Linked DNA regions of Homo sapiens: all the other regions are linked to region 3. Evidence: chromatin contacts called from ENCODE Hi-C or POLR2A ChIA-PET data. All regions are on one chromosome and are shown on one strand. The core of a region is the stretch at or near the end of the contact, and the rest is flanking DNA. Distances in the headings are between cores, read along the strand shown. Region 1 overlaps IDH2 (isocitrate dehydrogenase (NADP(+)) 2). Region 2 holds the start of PRC1 (protein regulator of cytokinesis 1). Region 3 has its middle 13 kb from the start of ZNF592.

Region 1 (3,793 bases), core at 98-2,597, 5.4 Mb before region 3:
GAATTGGAACCTTTCCCCACTCTCTGATCTTTTGCTGGGACATGCTGACTGAGCAGCCTTTCTGCTGAGAGCATGGGTAGGAATGTGGAGGGAGCAGTTATGCCTGGGGCTGGCTGCCTGCGGCTGGACCTCTAGCCTCCTGCTGGGAGCAGCAAGAAGCCAGGGATGTGTTTTGAAATCCTTACTTGGTATTGGGTGCTAGGAGCCCCAGACAGGGAGGAGAGTCAGCCTAACGTGCCTCTGGTGACTGGTGTAATTCCATCCTGCACTCTCGCCAAGAGGACAGTGTTTGTGCAATGCATCAGCTGAAGATTCGTGGTGGCTGTCACTTCGGAGGTTTTCAGGGAGGCCTAGCTGCTGCTCTGTGTATTTCAGGTAGCTTGTCACCACTTATCTCTCAGAGAAGGGCAGACCATGGCTGTATCTCCACCATACAGGCTGAACAGCAGACAGGGGTCTCAAACTCCAGTGCCCTGGGCCACACTGGAGGGCACTTGGCTGTCATGGAGTGAAGGGAGAGGCCGCCTTCAGCCCAGCCCATCCTTGCCATGAGTGAGTGCCTGCTGCATTTCTAGATTTTTATATAAAATCTCCTGATTTTTTTTGACTGGTTTAAATTTTTATTATTTTGGTAAAAAACGTATAAAACTTACCATCTTAGTCATTGTTCAGTGTACAGTATTGTTAAGTACATTCGCACTGTTGTGCAGACATTACCACCATCCATCACCAGAACTTTGTCACCTTGCAAAACCGAAACTCTCTACCCATGAAACAATACCTCCCCACTTCCCGTCCCCAGTCCCTGGCAGCCACCTTTTTACTTTCTGTTTCTATGAATTTGACTATTCTAGGTACCTCATGTAAGTAGAAGCATATAGTATTTGTCTTTTGTGACTGGTTTATTTCACTTAGTTAGCATAATGCCCCCCAGGTTCATCCACTTTGTAGCAGGTGTCAGAATTTCCCTTCTTTTCAAGGCTGAATCATATTCCATTGTATGTAGATAACAGTAGTCCCCCTTATCCTTGGAGGATGCATTTCAAGATCCCCAGTGGATACCTGAAACTGCAAAGCCTGTAGATACTATGTTTTTTTCCTATACATACAGATCTATGATAAAGTTTAATTTATGAATTAGGAACAGTAAGAGATTAGCAATAATAACTAGTAATAAAATAGAACAATTATAACAATATACTGTAATGAAAGTTACATGAATGTGATCTCTTAAAATATCTTACTGTACTGTACTCACCTATTTTCAGACTATGGTTGACTGTGGGTAACTGACACCACAGGTAACTGACGTCATGGAAATAAAACCTTTGATAAGGGGGGACTGTATCACATTGTCTTTATCCATTCATCTGTGATGGACACGTGGGTTGCTTCTATCTTTTGCTGTTGTGAACATTGCTGCTATGAATGTGGGCATACATATATCTCTTTCAGACCCCGCTTTCGATATTTTTGGATGTATATACAGAAGCAGAATTGCTGGATCATATAGTAATTCTTGTCCTTTTCTTTTCTTTTTTTTTTTCGAGACGGAGTCTTGCTCTCTTTCGCCCATGCTGGAGTGCAGTGGCGCGATCTCAGCTCACTGCAAGCTCCGCCTCCCGGGTTCATGCCATTCTCCTGCCTCAGCCTCCCCAGTAGCTGGGACTACAGGCGCCTGCCACCACGCCTGGCTAATTTTTTGTATTTTTAGTAGAGTCAGGGTTTCACTGTGTTAGCCAGGATGGTCTCGATCTTCTGACCTCGTGATCCACCCGCCTCAGCCTTCCACAGTGCTGGGATTACAGGTGCGAGCCACCGTGCCCGGCAGTAATTCTTTTCCTTTTAGCTAAGGAACACCCATACTGTTTTCCACAGCAGCTGCACCATTTCACATTCCCACCAACAGGGCACAAGAGTTCCAATTTCTCCACATCCTTGCTAGCACTTTATTTTCTGTTTTGTTTTTCTTTTCCTGATAGTAGCTCTCTTAGTGGTTGTGAGGGGATAGTGGGGTGATATCTCATTATGGTTTTGATTTGCATTTCCCTGATGATTAGTGATGTTGAGCATCTTTTCATGTGCTTGTTGGCCATTTGTATATCATCTTTGGACTTGAAATGTCTATTTAAGTCTTTTGTCCATTATATTTATTTATTTATTTTGAGATGGAGTCTTCCTGTTACCCAGGCTGGAGTGCAGTGGCATGATCTCTGCTCACTGCAACCTCCACCTCCTGGGTTCAAGCAATTCTCCTGCCTCAGCCTCCCAAATAGCTGGGACTACAGGTGTGTGTCACCACACCAGGCTAATTTTTTTTCTATTTTTAGTAGACACAGAGTTTCACCATTGTGGCCAGGCTGGTCTCGAACTCCTGACCTCAAGTGATCTGCCCTCTTCAGCCTTCCAAAGTGCTGGGATTACAGGCATGAGCCACGGTGCCCAGCCAGTCTTCTGTCCATTTTAACGTTGAGTTATTTGTTTTATTGTTGAGATTTACTGATTTTTAAAACTTGGTCACCAATTAAGATTTTTTTAAAAAACCAGTACCTGGAACAAGCAGAACAAGTCTCTGCTGGCCTTGGCTCATGTTGCTGTTCTCAGTTCCCCTGGGATGTTTGCTTCCAGGGAGGCCTGGGCACTCCTGACTTTGGTGACAGCCCTGCTTGCTCTCTCTCTGTTACCTGTAGGTTTCCCCTTCCACATTCACTGCCTCCGGGCAGGCACTGTTGTGTTTTAGGCATTTCAGTATCCCAGTGGGGTACTGGATAAGTGCTTAGTTAGCACCTGCCGGTGAGTAAATAATCAGGTCCTGTGGTCTCTGAGGGTTTGACACATCAGGTCTTTGATCTTGACCTTGAACTCTCCTAGCCATGCCTGCCTGAAGCCCAACCGTGGAGCCCAGGCTGAGGCTGAAACCTGAAGAACTGGCCCCAAGTGAGTCTCTCCTTAGGGCTCCTGATTATGATAGTTCATTTTTTTTTTTTTTTAACAAATTTGATTAGCTGTCCTCAAATTAACTCATAGGAGATGCTCCCCAGAACTAAACTAGCTCTGCAACAGCTCAACAGACTTTCCGCAGGTTCTGCAGCTCTTTCCACTCAAGCTTCAGAAAAAAGTGAAGGAATATTGTAGATTGGGTTCAAAATCCCCATCGCGTCTTGGGAAAGGCAGTAGAGCCAGCAGCCAGCCACCTTTTGTTCTCTAGGGAATGGAATAGTCCAAGGCTGTGTTTGTGTTCTGCTTCTCTACATCTGACCCACGGGTCTTCCAGAGGCTGCATTTGGGTCAGGGACCTGGGCTCTATCTTGCCTCTGATGCAGACCACACTCTCTGAGTCTCATTATTCCCCCTAAATGATCTCTAAGATTATTTTTAGATTAAAAAAAAAAAACAAACTCTTTGCATATCTTTGGAAAGTCAGTTGTTTGAGGTCTGTTAGGCTTTAATCACTTTTGTTTTAAATGTGCCGAGGTGGTTTCTAGGCCTGCTTTTCACAGGTATTCTGTCCCTTGTCAGTTCTTCCCACCCAGTTTTTTTTGTTTGTTTGTTTGTTTTTTTGAGATGGAGTCTCGTTCTGTTGCCCAGGCTGGAGTGCAGTGCCGTGATCTTGGCTTACTGCAACCTCCACCTCCCGGGTTCAAGCGATTCTCCTGCCTCAGCCTCCTCGGTAGCTGGGATTATAGGCACGTGCCACCATGCCTAATTTTTCTATTTTTAGTAGAGATGGGGTTTCACCATGTTGGCCAGGCTGGTCTTGAACTCCTTACCTTGAGTGATCCACCTGCCTCAG
Region 2 (3,945 bases), core at 214-2,713, 6.3 Mb before region 3:
AAATACAAAAAAAAAAAGTATCCAGGCATGGTGGTGCGTGCCTGTAGTCCCAGCTACTCGGGAAGCTGAGGCACAAGAATTGCTTGAACCCAGGTAGCGGAGGTTGCAGTGAGCTGAGATTGGGCCACTGCACTACAGCCTGGGTGACAGAGCGAGACTCCGTCTCAATTAAAAAAAGTAAAAAGAACATTGAAAGCACTAATGAAGTTTTTCTGAAAATAAGAAAAATATGGTTCTGAAGGTGAAGCAAACAAGCATCCTTTACCTTTAGGGAAAAGGCATATGAAGAGGATTCACTTAAGTTACAGTTGGCCAATAAACACGAAAAATGTGCAATTTCAATTATAATCAAGTGCCAAACAAGGAAATGCCAGTATTATTATTTTACCTACAAAATGAGCAAAGATGTTTAGAAGTACAATAGAATTCAGCCCTGCTGAGGGTAACAAAAGGAGGGTACTTTTCCGGTGAGGCTTTGTGCAGAAGGCAAATTAATAAAGGGAGCATTCAGTAATTACACCTCTAGGAATCAGCCGTACGAAAATGCAGGATGCATTTATAAATACATACATACACAAAGATTTATGTATGAAGATATTCAGCCCAGCCTTATCTTTTAAATTATCATCTAAATATCAATAGCAGAATGGGCGAGATATCTACACACCAGGATTCATGCCACCATGCCACCATGAATCACTGGGAAAAAACGGTGATATATAAGCATTTAGGGATGTAACATGTTCATCGAGGAAAGGAGGCTACAAAAGTAATGTCTATTTTGAGTTTTAAATTTTTCATGTAACGATTTAGAAACTCATCTAATTTGATAACGTGACTTAGGCAAATCATTCAAATCTTTTTGCGTTTCCTCTGCAATGGCGATTGTGGAGGTTAAATGGGATAACTGGCGTTGAAACGTTCCAGGCCCATGAGCAGGACTCAATGTTCCTTCCCTTCCCCTTTAGTGTATGGCTTCTTACATCTGGGGAAGAGTCCCACCAAAGATCGATTCCAAGCTTCGCTTCTTGGATGAGCGAGGGAAACTAGGCGCTAACTTACCTATTCACCCCCGCGCCCGTTCCCGGCAGCCGGGACTCAGGGAAGCCAGGTAGCCGCGGTGCTCTCAACTCCCTCCCCGCCCGCGCACTTCGAATCCAAACTGCGCGGGGCGAGGCGGGGCGGCGCTCCGATGAGGTAGCTGGCTTGGGAGAGGAGTCCCTTGAGGCTGCCGCCAAGCCAGGGAAGCGGGAGGCGCAGGCCACGCCCGGCCACTCACAGACAGTGACGTCATCCCCCGCCGCCACTCCGGCGCTTCCCAGGCCCTGCTCGCGAGTCCCCACCCCGATTGCGCACCCGCGACTTCAGCCCGAGGGGCGGGGATTTTCTTGGAGCGACGGGACGCGACGCCAATCGCGACGAGGCTTCGCCCCGTGGCGCGGTTTGAAATTTTGCGGGGCTCAACGGCTCGCGGAGCGGCTACGCGGAGTGACATCGCCGGTGTTTGCGGGTGGTTGTTGCTCTCGGGGCCGTGTGGAGTAGGTCTGGACCTGGACTCACGGCTGCTTGGAGCGTCCGCCATGAGGAGAAGGTGCGGGTTGCGGGGAAATCGAGGGGACGCGGGAGGGAGCGACGCTCGTTTCGGCTGCGGGGCCTGTTCAGGGGTGCGGGACCCGTGCGGGGTCCCGGGCCTAGATCGTCACGGCAGTCGGCGCCGAGGGAGGCCGGGGGCGCTGAGGGGCAGGGTCTGGAGGCGGCGAGCCAGTGCGAGGGCCGCGGCGGTGAGACCTGACGCGCTGTCCGCCGGCGGCCGCAGGTGCCCGCAGGCTCAGACGCCCGGGTGGGAGCCGAGCGCCGGTGCCCGGACGCGGCAGGGTAGTCGAGGCCCGGGGCCCGGGGCGGCCTCCACCCAGGCGGTCAGCGCTGGCGCTCGGACCCCACCCTCCCCGCCCGCAGCGTCTCAGGTGCCGCTGCTTGGCGCAGATGACTCGTTGTAAACCTTCTGTGGTCGTGGCTTTTCTTTAAAGCTGTTAAGTTTATTTATCGTTGTTTTTCTTTGTTTTATTCTTTTTTTTTATTTTTGTGGAAACGCGGTCTATGTTGGCCAGGCTGGTCTCGAACTCCTGGCTTCAAGTAATCCTGCCACCTCGGCCTCCCAAAGTGTTGGGATTACAGGCGTGAGCCACCGTGCCCGGCCCGTTGTTTTTCTTTATATCTGGCCAGCGGTGTTAACGTTTTGTTTGAATTGGAAAGATAGCTTTGTTTCTTTGCAAGTTAAGAAACGGATTATGGAATTCTTTTCCGGTCGTTTTAATAACTTCCTAGGCGGTGTTGGGGAGGGACTGTCCGACTTGAAATCGGGACCAGACGGTGACACTGCCACTTACCAACCTTGTGACTTCCAAATATTAACTTTATTTTCTAAAAGTTGTGGATGCAGTTTTCTGATGATACAGCGTTAAATAATGTGTAGTTTTTGGTGGAACTGATTGTTCTAAGGCTTTGTAAGATTCTTCATTTCATGATCACTAATTCTGATCAGTCTTTTTAAAATGCTTGCCCTCAGAATAATGAGAATTGAGTGCCAACATGGTAAAACCTTGTCTTAACTAAAAATACAAAAATTATCTGGCCCTGGTGGCGCGCCTGTACCCCCAGCTTTTCAGGAGGCTGAGGCAGGAGAATCGCTTCAGCCTAGGAGGCAGAGGTTGCATGAGCCGACATCTCGACACTGCACTCCAGCCTAGGCGACAGAGTGAGACTACGTCTCAAAAAAAAAAAAAAAAGTCCATTAACAGTTTATGAATTATGTAGGCATCTCCTCTATCAAGGGATTGAATGAAGCAGGAGAAAACTTACCCTTTAATGTTGGTTCCAGGCTAATGGATATAATTAACTTTTTTTTTTTTTTTTTTTTTTTTTTTTTTGAGACGGGGTCTCACTCTGTCGCCCAGGCTGGAGTGTAGTGGCGAGATTGCTCACTGCAGCTTTGACCTCTGAGGCTCAAACGAAACTCTGGCCAGAATTAATTATGGTTATCGATCCCCGAAACAGGTTGAACTGGAGATCAACAAAGCTCCTTCTCTGGAATGCTAAGAAAAAATAGGGCAGTGGATCAGTGAAGGCTGCCTGAAGGTAGAAAATAATTTAAGGACCACTGTGAGATACCTTCCAGTCCAGTGATTTATGTTCAAGACTGGAAAAACTGACTCATTTTACAACCTTTTTGTCCTTGAGTGGTAGTCTTTGTATGCACTCTTGATTTTTTTCAGTGAATCTAAAAAAAAAACTCAGACTTGCTGCTTTTAGGGGATTATCTGAAACAATTTAGCCAGGGAGTATTTAAGTGTATCATGATAATTGTTCATAATGATTGCTCTGAAGCATCTTAAGATCATACAACTTTTTTGAAATGTCACGTTATTCATTCAAAAAGACTTCTTGGGCCTGGCACAGTGGCTCACACCTGTAATCCCAGCACTTTGGGAGGCCAAGGTGGGAGGATGACTTGAGCCCAGGAGTTCAAGACCAGCCTGGGCAACATAGCAAGACCCTGTCTCTATTTAAAAAATAATAATTTATACTAAAAAAGAAAAGAAAAATACTTCTTGAATGTTTGTTATATACAAGGAACCATTGCAAGTGTTGGGGATATAGCAGTGAGCAAAAGTGACATCCCTGCCCTCACAGAGTTTATATTCTAATAGCAAAAGAGGAGTGTAATAAATAAGTTAGTCTTAAATGGTGGTAAGTGCTATGTAGAGAAATCAAGAGGTTAAGAAGTACTGAAGGTGTAGGAAGGGGGGTTGTGGTTTTAAAGAGATGGGTCAGGAAAGGCCTCCCTGAGAAGGTGATCTCTGAGCAAAGACCTAAGAAGGAAAAGGGTGAAGCCATGCAGCATGGGGGAAAAGAGATCTAGGTAGAGGAATCAGCAAATCCAAGTGC
Region 3 (3,519 bases), core at 748-3,247:
TGAGAAATGCCTTCTCATAGCTTTGTCCACTTTTTTCTATTGGTTCATTGTCCTTTCTTCCTTAATTTTACTATGTTTTTGACAGTTATGGGCTTTTTCTTTGAACTCAAGTGTTCAGAATTGAATTAATCATAATTTTCATGTAATGTGATTTTTTTCCCCTGGTTACAAAAGTAAAGCATGCATGTTATAAAAGAAACAGGTAAAGAGTGCAGACATGTTGAACATAGAAAGAAAAGTCTCCTTTACTCTCAGCTCCACCCCACCTCCAGGCAAGAATAACTCCCATGGACAATTTGTCATTCCATGTCTTTAGATTTTTGTTTTCACATCTCTCTCCCAAATTAGATTGATAGTCTCTCGAGGGTAAAGACTGTATTGTATTCATTTGTGTATTCCCACCCCTAGCATAATGCCTGGTTCAGATCAGGAATGAAATACATTATTGTTGAATGAACTGCTGAAAGACGAGTTAGAACATAGGCTTTGAAGTTAGAAGACTTTGGTTTGCCTGGGGCAGAGAATTCAAGCAGGAGAAAAATGGGAGTACTAGTAAAGTGTGTTGGGCTTTGATTACTGAAAGCCTTGGCTATTGGGCCAGAGTGTTTGATTTTTATGTTGGAGGCAGTGGGGTGAGGGCATTCAAGACTTTTTAGGTAGAGAAAATTATTTATTCATATATGTATGAATTATTCATATTTATATATATATATATTTGTTTGTTTGTTTGTTTGTTTGTTTTAGACAGAGTCTCACTCTGTTGCCCAGGCTGGAGTGCAGTGATGTGATTTTGGCCCACTGAAACCTCTGCCTCCCAGCTTCAAGTGATCCTCCCACCCGAGCCTTCCTACCAGCTGGGATTACAAGTGAGTGCAACTGCACCTGGCTAATTTTTGTATTTTTAGTAGAGATAGGGTTTCACCATGTTGGTCAGGCTGGTCTTGAACTCCTGACTGCAGGTGATCTGCCCGCCTCAGCCTACCAAAGTGCTGGGATTACAGGCATGAGCCACTGTGCCACCTGGCCTATTCTTATGTTTTTACCAGCAACAGAATTAAAATGAGACATTGACAATCTAGTCATCTACTGGCATTGTACAGGATGTGAGGCGGAGGAGAAGGGGGAAAATGAAACTGGAGACAGAAAAATGAATGAATCAAGCAGTTGTGGCCGAATGCGGTGGCTCACACCTGTAGTCCTAGCACTTTGAGAAACCAAAACAGGCAGATCACTTGAGGCCAGGAGTTCAAGACCAGGTTGGGCAACATGGCAAAACCGCATCTCTACAAAAAAATACAAAAAAAAAAAAAAATTAGCCAGGTGTGGTGGCGCACAGCTGTAGTCCCAGCTACTTGGGAGAATCCTTTGAGCCCAGGAGGTTGACCGAGTGAGACCCTGTCTCAAAAGAAAAAAAAAAAAAGTTATTAACTTGGTATGGACACAGACTCCTATGACAAACTCATGAGAACTGTGGCTTCTTTCAGAAAAGTAGCTATAAACCTAAGCCCCTACATTTTTTGAGAATCCCTGGATTAGTGTCTTTTTTTTTTTTTTTTTTTTTTAAGACAGAGTTTTGCTCTGTCGCCAGGCTACAGTGCAGTGGCATGATAGCTCACTGCAACCTCCACTTCTTGGGTTCAAGCGATTCTCATGCCTCAGCCTCCCGAGTAGTTGGGATTACAGGCACGTGCCACCACACCCAGCTAATTTTTGCATTTTTAGTAGAGGCAGGGTTTCACCATGTTGGCCGGGAAGGTCTCAATCTCCTGACCTCATGATCCGCCCGCCTCAGCCTCCCAAAGTACTGGGATTACAGGCGTGAGCCACTGTGCCCAGCCTAGTGAGTCATTCTAAGAGTGAAAGAATAAGAACTTGCAGCATGTATTTATTTAGTCAGACATATTTATTAATCCCCTACTATGTATGTGCAAGGCACTGAGCTGAGTGCTGGGAACAGACACCATCCAGTATGAGGCATGCATTATGGTATGACATAGTGGTCAAGGGCACAGACCCTAAGCCCAGTTCTCTGCCTTCAAACCCCTGCCGGGTGACCTTGTTTAATAAAGCAACTGTACTCCACTTCTGTTTTATAGGGACAATACTGACACCATCCTCATGGGCTGCTGTGAAGATTAAATGAATGCTTCATGAGAGCTTGGGCTTGATGGCAGAAATGAGGGAGGAGAGAGAGGGCAGTAACTATGCGGAGGGCGGATGAGGGCAAGGAAGAATTTTAAAGGATGACAAGATTTTAAAGTAAAGCAGGAGAGGCTGAAGGTGCATCAGTCATGATCTGTTCTGTCCCCTAAGGGGGGCCAAATGGTGGGAGGGGAGAGATCGAGAGCAAACGCAGAGAGGCTGGCTTTAGCTAGGAAGATACTTCCGCTTGTGAGCTGGAGGGGAGGAGTCAAGTGTGGGTGCAGGTGCTGACTCTGAAGTAACCGCAGGCAAGAGGGAAGGAATGTCACCAAGGGGGGAGGGGTGAGGAAAAAGGAAAAGTTGTAACACACTGTCTCAAAGAGGGGATCTAGGAAGATGCAAATGTCAGGGATTATTCAGGACTGGTGAGCTGATAAGGGATACTGATCTGCCTGGTTGGGTAACTTCTGGTGGTCATGGGAGCTACAGGAGAAAAGCATTAAAAAAAAAAAAAAGGTGGGGTGGGGGAAGTGGTGAGTGCAGAATGTCACAGTGGTGAAATCCGGAAGAATAGAGACAGGGGAGGCTGGCCATTGTGGCTCACGCCTGTAATCCAAACACTTTGGGAGGTCAAGGCAGGTGGATTGCTGGAGCCCAGGAGTTCAAGACCAGCCTGGGCAACATGGAGAAACCCAGTCTCAATAAAAAAATTAGCTGGGCATTGTGGCACATGCCTGTAGTCCCAGCTATTTGAGAGGCTGAGGTGGGAGGATTGCTTGAGCCCAGCAGGTGAAGGCTGCAGTGAACCATAATCGTGCCACTGCACTCCTGCCTGGGCGACAAAGTGAGACCCTATCTCAAATAAAAAAAGAAAAGAAAGAGTTGGCCGGGCACGGTAGCTCACACCTGTAATCCCACTGCTTTGGGAAGCCAAGGCAGGCGATCACCTGAGGTCAGGAGTTCAAGACCAGCCTGGCCAACGTGGTGAAACCCTATCTCTACTAAAAAATACAAAAATTAGCCGGGCATGGTGGTAGGCACCTATAATCCCAGCTATTTAGGAAGCTGAGGCAGGGAGAATTGCTTGAACCTGGGAGGCAGAGGTTGCAGTGAGCCAAGATCACGCCACTGCACTCCAGACTGGGCAACAGAGTGAGACTCTCTCTCAGAAAAAAAAAAAGCGGGGGGGGGATTTGCTGGATTTGCCAACCCACTGGTCTTTACTGAAGTATCTTAAGGGTCACTAAAGTGTCACAGCAGGTGACTCATGGCAGAGAAGAAAAGGGAGAAAGAACAGTGAGGCAGTAAACCACATGCAATCTGAGAACACTGACTTTGCAATGAAAGGGAAAAGTAAGACATTAACCAGAAAGAATA

The links. A loop is a pair of places that touch in the nucleus more often than their neighbours do. ChIA-PET counts read pairs that join two places held with the same protein, here RNA polymerase II (POLR2A). Pooled maps may share reads with other maps.
Region 1: a loop to region 3 is called in a map with no recorded cell type, with 9 times the contacts of the local background. The contact joins two enhancer-like sites. A Hi-C loop is called at or near these places in 1 of 37 single-sample maps with no recorded cell type and 1 of 50 pooled maps. POLR2A ChIA-PET finds 5 or more read pairs at or near these places in 1 of 52 experiments (GM12878).
Region 2: a pooled map shows a loop between it and region 3 (6-fold over the local background). The contact joins the promoter of PRC1 here to the enhancer-like site in region 3. A Hi-C loop is called at or near these places in 1 of 50 pooled maps. POLR2A ChIA-PET finds 5 or more read pairs at or near these places in 2 of 52 experiments (WTC11 and naive thymus-derived CD8-positive, alpha-beta T cell).

What each region holds. Positions count from the first base shown.
Region 1 is chr15:90,094,670-90,098,462 of GRCh38, reverse strand. The region is part of intron 1 of IDH2 (isocitrate dehydrogenase (NADP(+)) 2); the gene reads left to right. Among named protein-coding and RNA genes, the nearest start is that of IDH2-DT, 5.6 kb to the left of the region's middle. RefSeq lists an enhancer at 2,513-3,037. Within about 2 kb of position 1,347, at least 9 of the 41 ENCODE cell types and tissues checked have a DNase peak (open chromatin) inside an H3K27ac peak, as active enhancers do; they include GM12878, where a contact is called at or near this core.
Region 2 is chr15:90,992,053-90,995,997 of GRCh38, reverse strand. PRC1 (protein regulator of cytokinesis 1) reads left to right here and starts at 1,463. Exons shown (of 15, transcript NM_003981.4): 1 at 1,463-1,591. The coding sequence starts at 1,581. It overlaps LOC124903556 (a long non-coding RNA gene), which reads right to left and starts at 1,219. Exons shown (of 2, transcript XR_007064759.1): 1 at 1,063-1,219. RefSeq lists enhancers at 423-1,289, 1,290-2,157 and a silencer at 1,707-1,926.
Region 3 is chr15:84,734,174-84,737,692 of GRCh38, reverse strand. No RefSeq gene overlaps it. Among named protein-coding and RNA genes, the nearest start is that of ZNF592, 13 kb to the left of the region's middle. RefSeq lists enhancers at 1,148-1,207, 2,488-2,577, 2,598-2,657, 3,164-3,519. Within about 2 kb of position 1,997, at least 23 of the 41 ENCODE cell types and tissues checked have a DNase peak (open chromatin) inside an H3K27ac peak, as active enhancers do; they include GM12878, where a contact is called at or near this core.